Regions from separate parts of the Homo sapiens genome. Here region 1 is linked to region 2. The links are chromatin loops, found by intact Hi-C in ENCODE. Cell type or tissue: mammary epithelial cell. All regions are shown on one strand. Each heading gives the region's core, and the rest is flanking DNA. Links, peaks and the distances in the headings are about the cores only. Region 1 has its middle 140 kb from the start of LINC02225. Region 2 overlaps LOC101928505 (a long non-coding RNA gene).

Evidence for each region. Hi-C counts contacts between places; a loop is a spot of excess contacts. Peaks named below come from ENCODE experiments on the same cell type or tissue, not always from the same donor. Only the 100,000 strongest peaks of a DNase experiment are listed, where the experiment ranks them.
Region 1: a loop joins it to region 2, with 6 times the contacts of the local background. A loop is called at or near these places in 6 of 110 quality-filtered maps.

The regions. Positions count from the first base shown.
Region 1 is chr5:57,754,540-57,759,929 of GRCh38, reverse strand. No RefSeq gene overlaps it. Among named protein-coding and RNA genes, the nearest start is that of LINC02225, 140 kb to the left of the region's middle. In mammary epithelial cell, for the core only: a CTCF peak has its summit at 2,860 (motif pointing right); a DNase peak (open chromatin) is centred at 5,089.
Region 2 is chr5:57,653,655-57,659,044 of GRCh38, reverse strand. All of the region lies in intron 1 of LOC101928505 (a long non-coding RNA gene), which reads right to left. Among named protein-coding and RNA genes, the nearest start is that of LNCBRM, 86 kb to the right of the region's middle. In mammary epithelial cell, for the core only: no CTCF peak of the experiment used is centred there; no DNase peak of the experiment used is centred there.

The DNA.
Region 1 (5,390 bases), core at 97-5,096, 100 kb before region 2:
CATTGGAAGAAAGAACAATGCAAAGTCTTTACAGTGACCTGGAGGCCTGCAGGATTGGAGATCCCCCACCCTCACCTCAACACCTGCCCATGTCATCCGCTTGTTTCTCTTTCAAGCTCTTTGCTCTCCCACACTGGTCTTGCTATTCCTAGAGCACTCCAGACATGTTCTAGCCTCAAGGTTTTGCATTGTTTTCTTTTTCTGACTTCAAAGGACCTTCCCCTGACTATATAATCCACTTCCTTACCTGCTCAAATGTTACCTTATCAGTGAACCCTTCCAAACAATCTTGTTAAAAATTACAACCATCACCCTGTTCAATTTTCTTCATAACACTTGACTATCAGACATAATATATACTTTTTCTTATTTATTTATTATTTGTTTCCCCTCACTACAATGAAAGCTCTATGTGGAAAGGGTGTTTTTGTTTTGTTGTTTGTTTGTTTTTTTGTCTATTTTGTTCATTGCTTAATCTCCAGTGTCTGGAACAGGACCTGGCACCTAATAGGCTCTCAATACACACAGAATTATTTGTTGAAGTAATAAGCATTGAGTACTCAACGAATGTTACATATTAACTGTAAGTTCCTTTCAACTAGATAGTAAAAAGTAAATATTAGTTCAACTATAGCTGTTAGTCCAATTAGTTTTTTTATATTTAATATATTATGTTGAGCCATATGAAATTTGAGTAATAACAATAAAATACAGACAATTGCATATAGTTCAACTTAGTAATGACATCCTAATCTCTACCTCCATGTTCAGACTTAGAGCTTTCCATCTAATTTGATCTTCCCAATTTAGCAAGAGGCATCTATTAGAAGTGCAAGTCTGGCCATGTCAGTCCAGCCTAAACATTCCAATAGCCTACCACTGCTTTTGGGATTCAGATCAAAATGCCTCAACATGACCTAAGGGCCCTCAAAGAGGCTGGAGATTTATCCTACAGATCACCCTCCTTCTTCATCTGGCTTCCAAGCACACCAGCCTTCTATCGCTTCCAGTGGTGCATCGTGTTTCTTCCTGCCAAACACCTTTTCTTCCTCCTAAAACTGTGAGCCACCACCCCCCCATCTCTTTTACCACAAACCACCTTCAACCTTCAATTATATACCTCTTTCTTTTCTCCAGATATCAGCTCAGTTATCAATTCCACAGGTAAGCCCTGTTCACCTGTGTGTTCTTTTTTATGTTTCCCAATTGTTTTACTTTTATTTGTACAATAATTTGATTAATGTCTGTCTTCTCCACCAGATTCTAAGCTCCATAATGGCAGAGTAATGACACTCAGTCTCTTTCTATCCACAGGGCTGGACAGGACTCAAAAAATATTTGTTGAATGAAGGGTAAAAAAATGAATGAATAAGTAAATGATGACTGTAACTCACCCGTCCAATGTGCGTTTCTATTTTATGTTTTAAGCTTGGCTCATAATGCTATTTGGAATAAGGGTCCTAGTAACCGCATCAATATTCAAGGAGACTTGGGGCTCCCTTGGAACCCCAGCAGTCCATGCTTGTTAGTATTTGGCTAAACTGATATGCATAAACTAAAAAAAAATTACTCTATCCTTTAATTCACTTGACTACCTACACAGGAACCACCATTTTATTTACTAACCTTATGCTTTGGCCATTTATTTCCTGAAAGCTTAATTAGGAAATGTTCAATATACTGGCAAGGTTTTTTATGTCTTAACCTATGCTCAACTCTATGTCAGAACTTCTCCAAGCAGAGAAGATTTAGACACAGTTACAAACTCAAATGCCTACAAGAATGAAGCAGAAGTTTTTGTTCATCTTCTCAACATCCTTCTGCCTTTCTGATGGAAGCCCAACTAGGTCCAGATATATACGTTCCTCCAGGTATAATTCAGTTGTTTTTAGTATATTCAAAACGCTGTGCAACCGTCATTATTATCTAATTCCAGAACATTATCATCACTTCAAAAGAAACCCCACACCCATTAGTAGTTGCTCTCTACTTCCTCTTCCCCTAGTCCCTCGCAGCCATTAATCTACTTTCTGTCTCTAGAGATTTGCCTATTCTGGGAATTTCATATAAATGAAATCAAACATGATATTTTGTGACTGGCTTTTTTCACTTAGCATAATGTCTTCAAGATTCATCCATGTCATAATATGTATCAATACTTCATTGCTTCATATTGCCAAATAATAGTCTGGTGTTTGGATACATCACATTTTATTTATCCATTCATGTTCAGTTAATAAACATTCAGACTGTTTCTACATTTTAACTATTTTGTTTAATGCTGCTGCAAACACTTTTGTACACACTTGGTGTGAATAAAAGTTTTACTTCCCTTGGGTAAATACCTAGAAGGGTTTTGGTTTTTACTCTGAGTGAGACTGTACATCACAGAAAGTTTTGAGCAGAGAAATAATTTTGAAAGAACTATCCTGGATTCTATGTTAAGAATAGATTGCAGGCTGGGTGTGGTGGCTCACGCCTGTAATCCCAGCACTTTAGGAGGCCGAGGTGGGCGGATCACAAGGTCAGGGGTTTGAGACCAGCCTGATCAACGTAGTGAAACCCCGCCTCTACTAAACATACAAAAAATTAGCTGGGCATGGTGGCGGGCGCCTGTAATCCCAACTACTCAGGAGGCTGAGGCAGGAGAATTGCTTGAAACCGTAAGGCTGCAGTGAGCTGAGATCACACCACAGCACTCCAGCTTTGGTGACAGAATAAGACTCCATCTCAAAAAAAAAAACAAAAAAAAAAGAATAGACTGTGATTGGAAAACGATGGAATCAAGGGAATCAGTTTGATGCTATTTAAGTGAGCCAGATAAAGATAACTTAGACCAGACATATAGCAGTAGAGGTAGTGAGAGATGATTACATTCTGCAAATATACTGCAGGTGGAGCTAACCAGATTTCCAGATAGGTTGGATGTGGAATGTGAGTGGAAATGAGTAGCCAAGGAAGATTCCAAGGTCTTTGTCCTGAAGAACTCAAAAAGTAGCAGTGCCATTTATTGAAAGGGAAAATATTGGGATAGGAGCAGGACTGAAAGAGAAGATCGAGAGTTTGGGGTTGGTTGTTCAGTAGCTACCCAAGGAGACATTTGGGGTTCATAGTTAGATCTGCAGTTTGGAGAGGGCTGTGTATGAGCTGAAGATACATGTGTTAGAAGTCAGTATATAGGTGGTATATAAAATATAATCATCTCTGATCCTTTTAAACCTGGGTCTCATTCCTTCCTCCACCCCTCCAACCTTCTGTGGGCCCAGCTGCTTGTTTCTCTGGCAAATTCCCCAGCTGTATAAGAAAATGCCCTCAAAGTGTTAGTTCATCTGTTCTTGGGCATAAATGACCACATGGAAGCAAAAATGCTATGACCTCAATGCTCTTGTCTCGTCCAGCATGGAGGATATTTTGTCTTTTCTACAAGCCTTTTTCAATTCCAGCCCTGGTCAGCACTCAGTGTCACTGGCTAGAACCTTCCCTCATTGAATTCTTAACACCTCCAATGGTCCATTAATTCTTTGAGGGCAGACACTGCAGTATGGTCTGTGCTTCAGTCCCCCCTGCTATTGTAACAAATTATCATACTTAGTGACTTAAATCAACAAAAACTTATTTTATAGGTCTGGAGGTTAGGAGCATGAAATCAGTCTCACTGGGCTAAAACTGAGGTATTGGCAGGACTGTTGCTTTCTAGAGGTTCTAAGGAATAATTCATTACCTCGTGTTTTCTAGCTTCTAGACACTACCTGCATTCTTTGGTTCATGGTCTCATTTCTTCATCTTCAAAGCCAACAACTCCAGGCCAATCTTCTTTTCATGCTGCAATCTGTTTTGTTCTCCCTCTTCCGCTTCCTCCTTACTCTAAAAAGCACGCTTGTGATTATATTGGGCCCAGCTGGATAATCCAGGATAATCTTCTTATTTCAGTGTCAGCTGATTGGCAACCTTAATTCATCTGCAACTCTGATTCCCCTTTGCCATACAATCTAACATATTCACCAGTTCCTGGGAATAGAATGTGGACATTTCGGGAAGCCATTTTTTTTCTAACTACCAGAGTCTGAAATCTATAGCTCCTAGCATAATGCTTAGGGCATGCCAGCACTCAAAAAATGCAAATGAATGAATGAATGCATCTCTCAGTGCCTACAGCTGGGTGTTTTCCTCCCAGAAAATAGCCTACTGTTATTAATTATATTCCTGCCTACTCCATTTTTAATGGGATGTAGGGGAAGGAAAAGAGATGGAAAGCAGTTCTGAAGAGTTTTTACATTAGCATCTCCTTGGATATTGGTAGATGAAAGGAATAGAAAACCTTACAGGAATAAAACATTTAATCCTCAATCCTAAAAAAATCTTACCTGTAGCTTACAGTATGAAACCTACTCTTGTCGTAAGGGCATGTGACTCTTAAGCAGTCCAGAGAATTAAAACAGTTTGATCTTCTCATCAACACTAATGTTAAAAATAATTTTAGTGTATTTTGCCAAGGCTCTACATAGGTATCAAAACCAGGCCATCAAAGCAGTGAGAGCCAACCAGCAAAATTTCTTGATCTCTCTATCCTTGTAGAACTCTGCCTTTCCCCATTACACTTTATTTTTTTATTATTTCTTTGTTACCCCTAATTAGTTCATGAGCTTCATACAAATAGCCCCTCAGCTCATTTGCCAAACTCATTATTGTGACTCTAGACTTGGTGCATAGTAGATATTTCCCAGTCAGTGAATGACTTTGCTAAATTACTACTCACAATGTACACATGGAATCACAGGCAGCTTTCTCATCATCAATGCTTTCATCTTGAGATCTTGGAGACTCAACTTTCTTTATGGTTCACTTAGGACATTTCTGAATATTTCCATTTCACTCATTCTTCAGATATTGACCTCTCAATTGTCTTGAAAAGACAGTTATTTGCCAATTAAGTCAGCAAACTGTTCTATGCCCCATATAATGAAATAAGAACATTGCATATTACCACTGTGATTGTGTTACTGGCAAAGTCATGGAAGTAGAAATTTCCCTTCTCTGTAACTTGAGGTTGAGTCTTCACAAAAGAAACATTTGTGGGTGTCATATGAGAACATGTTGTAAGCACAAGTTATAAATTGGGTTCATTTGATTTTGAGTCAGTTTTTTAAATCTAACTCCCTTGAATTTGTGAGTAATCTTGTGCAATTATTAAGAATATGATTCATTCTGAAAATCAATTGCAAATACTTTGTACTTTCAAAGATGAGCTGTTTGTCATGATAGAAAACTAATTTTTCAAGCAGTGGTTTATAGAACCACAGAATTTCCTCAGAATTGTTGGGAATACTATTTATGGGAAACATGTAAAGTGTTTTATCAAATCCCACCCCAACATGGCATGAAGAGCTTTG
Region 2 (5,390 bases), core at 118-5,117:
TGGAAGCTGGGAGGAGGGAGAGGATCAGGAGAAATAACTAATAGGTACTAGGCTTCATACCTGGGTGGTGAAATAATCTGCACAACAAGCCCCCATGACACAAGTTTACCTAGGTAACAAACCAGCATATCCTGCACATGTCCCCTGAACTTAAAAGATTTTTTAAAAATAGAAATTGTGTTCCAAACCCCCCAAAATACTATGTTGAATATATTCAGGGTTAATTTTTCTCCAGTATAAAAGAAGTCCAAAGGGAGCTAAGCTAGGTCTGTTGTGGTACTCCTCGATGTCATTGGAGATCCAGGTTCTTTCTAGTTTTCTATTTCACCATCCTTTGGGCATGACACTTGTGTTCTCAAGATAGCTACTGAAGCTCCACCCATCCTACACATGTTTCAGACAAAAGGAAGAAAGAATAGGTAGGGCAAATAGGCACATACTTCCCCTTTGAAGAGACTCCCCAACAACTTCCATTTATAGCTCATTGGCTGGAATTCTCTCATACGGTTACCCAAAACCGGCAAGGGAGGCTTAAGAATTTAGCTGTTTAGCTTGGCATGTTTCTACAGCCAATAGAATCAAATACTTTAAACTGAGGGATAATTCTAGAGTTCAGCAAGAAATAACAGGAAAAAGTTTTCACACCAAAATGAAGGGTACATGTAAGAAACTAACCCTGTAATTTGTGGCCTATGTCAAAGACTGAAGAGGGAGTTCAAGCCAGAGTGAAAGTTGTTGCTCTTGCAAAGCAGGCTGGTTTTCAAAAGATGGGTTAAAAGGTTGTCATGGAGCTCTTGAAAAACTGCATGCAGAGGAATTAAGAGCAGAATTTGTTCCATTTGCAATGTCAATCAGTGTGGAAATGTGCTCAGGACCAGCCAAGCACACAATAGCACATGGCACTAAATATGACACTGAGATAACTCTTTTAGGACCGTGAACATACAAATGTATCTCTTAAAACCTTCAAGCTCCCCTTGCTGACATTTGGTGCATTTTCAGACTTTGTCTTTATGTGATTTTGATTTCCAATAGTTGAATTTGAAATATAAATCAAGAAGTTTCCACAATAATTTTTACCATTTTGGAAAAAGTAGGATTTTTTTTTTATTTTAAGAATATAAATGCACAGGCATACCTGGGAGATATTGTGGGTTCAGTGCCAGACCACCACAATAAAATGCATATCACAGTAAAGTGGGTCACAAGCATTTGTTGGTTTATCTGTGCATATAAAAGTTATCTTTACACTGTACTGTAGTCTATTGAATGTACAATAGCATTGTGTCTTTAAAAAGTATATACCTTAATTAAAAAATACCTTATTGCTAAAAATGCTAACGAACATCAGAGCCTTCAGCAAGTTATAATCTTTTTGCTGCTGGAGAGTCTTGCTTCGATTTTGATGGTTGCTGACTGATCAGTATGCTGGTTGCTGAAGTCTAGGGTGACTGTGGCAATCTCTTAAAATCAGACAACAATGAAGTTTGCCACATTGATTGACTTGTCCATGAAAGATGTCTCTGTAGCATGTGATGCTGTGTGACAGCATTTTACTCACAGTAGAACTTCTTTCAAAATTGGAGTTAATCCTCTCAAACCCTGCTGCTGCTTTACAACTAAATTTATGCAATATTCTAAATCCTTTGTTGTCATCTCAGTAATGTTCACAACATCTTCACCAGAAGTAGATTCCATCTCAAGAAACCCCTTTCTTTGCTTCATCCGTTAGAAGCAACTTCTCACTGGTTCAAGTTTTATCATGAGATTATGGGAATTCAGTCACATCTTCAGGCTCCACTTCTAATTCTAGGTCTCTTGCTATTTCCACCACATATGCAGTTACTCCCTCCACTGAAGTATTGAACCTCTCAAAGTCATCTGTGAGAGTTGGAATCAATGTATTTCAAACTCCTGGTAATGTTGATATTTTGACCTCCTCTCATGAATCATGAATGTCATTAATGGCATTTAGACTGGTGAACCCTATTCAGAAGGTTTGTAATGTGCTCTGCCCAGATTGATCAGAGGAATCACATGTATGGCAGGCATAGCCTTGTGAAATATATTTCCTAAATAATAAGACTTGAAAGTCAAAATGACTTCTTGATCCATGGGCTACGGAGTGGATGTTGTGTTAGCAGGCATGAAAAAAAATTTATCTCTTTGTACATCTCCATCAGAACTCTTGGGGGACTAGACGAATAGTCAATAAGCAGCAATATTTTGAAAAAAATCTTTTTTTCTAAGCAGTAGGCCTCAACAATAGGTTTAAAATATTCAGGAAACCACTCTGTAAATAGCTATGCTATCATCTGGGCTTTGTTGTTCCATTTCTAGAGCACAGACAGAGTATAGTTCACATGATTCTTAAGGACCTTAGGTTTTTCTGAGTTGTAAATGAGCATTGGCTTCACCTTAAAGTCACTAACTGCATTAGGCCCCAGGAATGTCTGCTGGTCTTTTGAAGCTTTGAGGCCAGGTATTGACTTCTCTCTATGAAAGTCCTAGATGGCAACTTCTTCCAACAGGAGGCTGTTTCATCTACATTGAAAATCTGTTGTTTAATGTACACACCTTCATCAATTAACTAGCCAGATCTTCTGAATAACTTGCTGCAGCTTCTCCAACAGCACTTGCTGTTTCACCTTGCAATTAGATTACAAAGATGGCTCCTTTCCTTGAACCTCATGAACCAACTTCTGCTAGCTTCAAACCTTTCTTCTTCAGCTTCCTCATCTCTCTCAGCCTTTAGAGAATTAGTGAATTAGGGCCTTGCTCTGAATTAGGCTTTGGCTTAAGGGAATGTTGAGGCTGACTTGATTTTCTATCCAGACCACTAAAATTTTCCCCATATCAACAATAAAGCTGTTTTGCTTTCTTTCTTTTTGTGTGCACTGGAGTAGCACTTTTAATTTCCTTCAATAAATTTTTCTTTGCATTCACAGCTTGGCTGTTTGGTACAAGAAGCCTAGCTTTCTGTCCATTTCAGCTTTTAAAATGCCTTCCTTACTACACTTCATCATTTCTAGCTTTTGCTTTAAAATGAGAGCACTGCCACTCTTCTTTTCACTTGGACACTGAGCGGCCATTGTAGGGTCATTAATTGGTCTATTTCAATATTGTCGTGACTTGGGAAATAGGGATGTCCAAGGAGAAGAAGAGAAATATGGGAATGACTGGTCAGTGGACAAGTCACAACATGCATATTTATCAATTAAGTTCACCAACTTACATGGGTGCAGTTCGTGGCATCCCAAAATAATTATGTTATTAACATCAAAGATCACTGATCACAATCACCATAATATATATAATAATGAAAAAGTATAAAATATTGTAAGAATTACCAAAACGTGACACAGAGACATGAAGTGAGCACGTGCTGTTGGAAATATGGTGCCGATAGACTTGCTTGACGCAGGGTTGCCACAAACCTTCAATTTGTAAAAAAAAATGCTATCTGAAAAGTGCAATAAAGTGAATGCAATGAAATGAAGTGTGCTTATAATTTCTTATAAACGTTGTCAAAAATATTGATTTAAGACCTAAGCATGTTGTTTGAAGTTATAAAGTCCAAGAGGCATTCTACCAGGAAAAGGCTATCCAAGGCCATGTTTTGAAGAGCAATCCTGCACTGCACAATGTACATACTGAGAGCCCAGCAAGACGGAAGGTAGAAGAATGGTTACCAGAGGCTGGGAAGGGTATTGGGAGGTGTCGGGGAGGAGGGGATGGTTAGTGGGTACATAAAAATAGAATGAATAAATAAGGCCTAGTATTTGACAGCACAACAGGGCAACTATAGTCAATAATAATTTAACTGTACATTTAAAAAAATGAAAAGAGTATAATTGGATTGTTTATAACACAAAGGATGAATGCTTGAGGGAATGGACACCCCATTTCCATGATGTGATTATTATGCATTGCATACCTGTATCAAAACATCTCATGTACCCCGTAAATACATACACCTACTGTATACACACAAAAATAAAAAATAAAAAATTATTTTTAACAAAAAGATATAATCACATATGGTAGCAGGGCCCTTGCATAGTTCAAAGCCAGTGAGGCTACCGCCTGCACCATAGTCTATGTTAATTGCACCCCTGGAGTACAACTCCATAGACTATCCATGCAGTTGCCCTGGTAACAGATGTATACGGAAGAGGATGCACTTCTATAATTACAATGTAGCAATTACAAAAAATAATTTTAATACTTTATCCTCATAAATATTTTACAATTTTTAAAATTTTACATGTAAACAAGTCTGGGTCAATTTTTTTAACAGCAGAGGAAACATTTTCAGGACTGCTTAGTGCCTTATCCAGGGTCACAGATACCATTGGTCAACTGAGTACACCTACATGTGTTAAGCCTGCACCTAAATAAGCAGGGTTGAGTCTTTCTTGAAGTTATTCAGATCATGCCATTGTTAACATATATTTACCATTATCAGTGGCAAGTGTTGAAAGAATACGCATCTCTTTTTCTTCCTTTGCTTATGCAAATAATAGAGGAGCCTCAGACACTACAAAATGTTAATTTGTTTAATTATATGGTTTAAGAATTTTTTAAAAATCTTTGGCCCCCTCATATCCAAAACTCACCCTCATCTAAACAAAACAAAACAAAATTCCTAGTTTAAGTTTTTGCTAAAGGCACTAGACTTGGAGTCAAGAGGCATGGGGTGTATTTCTAACTCTGTAACTAAGCAGTGTTCTAATCTCTAGGGACCTCAATTTCTCCCTGTGTAAAAAATGAGGGAGTTAGAACTTCTACACCTTTTTGGCTGTACAGTCCAGGATTCAGTGCTGGCCTGCTTAAAAACCCATTTAGTCTACTGAAAGGAGTTGGCTATTCCAAAAGTAAAGCTCCCTGACAGTAAAGAATAACGCCAGACAACAATGCCAGCCCATGTGACAAGATGGCACTATAAATAGACAGCCCAGAATATCTGTTCATAGGACTAGCGGCTGGTAGCTCATCAGCTGCCTGGAGCTGCTATAGATTCACAAGAAACTTCTTTGTTTGGCTCTCCTCCCTTAGTTCTAAAAATCCAGTAGCTAATTTGAGATTTAGCACTAATATATCAATGTTGTATGTGGCTTAATACACTGACAAGCTTGTGGAAATAGGTTTATTGCTTGTACATGCTCGGTTCATGCCTTCCAGAAGAAGATTTGAGAGACAGTCCTGCTCTGTCTCCTCAGCTAACCCTCCTCATAATAACCTGGGATTGTCTTTTAAAATAGGACAGTGAACTGTAGCCATGCCAAACCACAGAGATGAGCTCTGAAAAAAGTCATGTTAAGGGAAGGAAAGATCACTAAATAATGCAAAGATACATTTTCAAATTTTACTTTTCCTAAAGTTCAAGG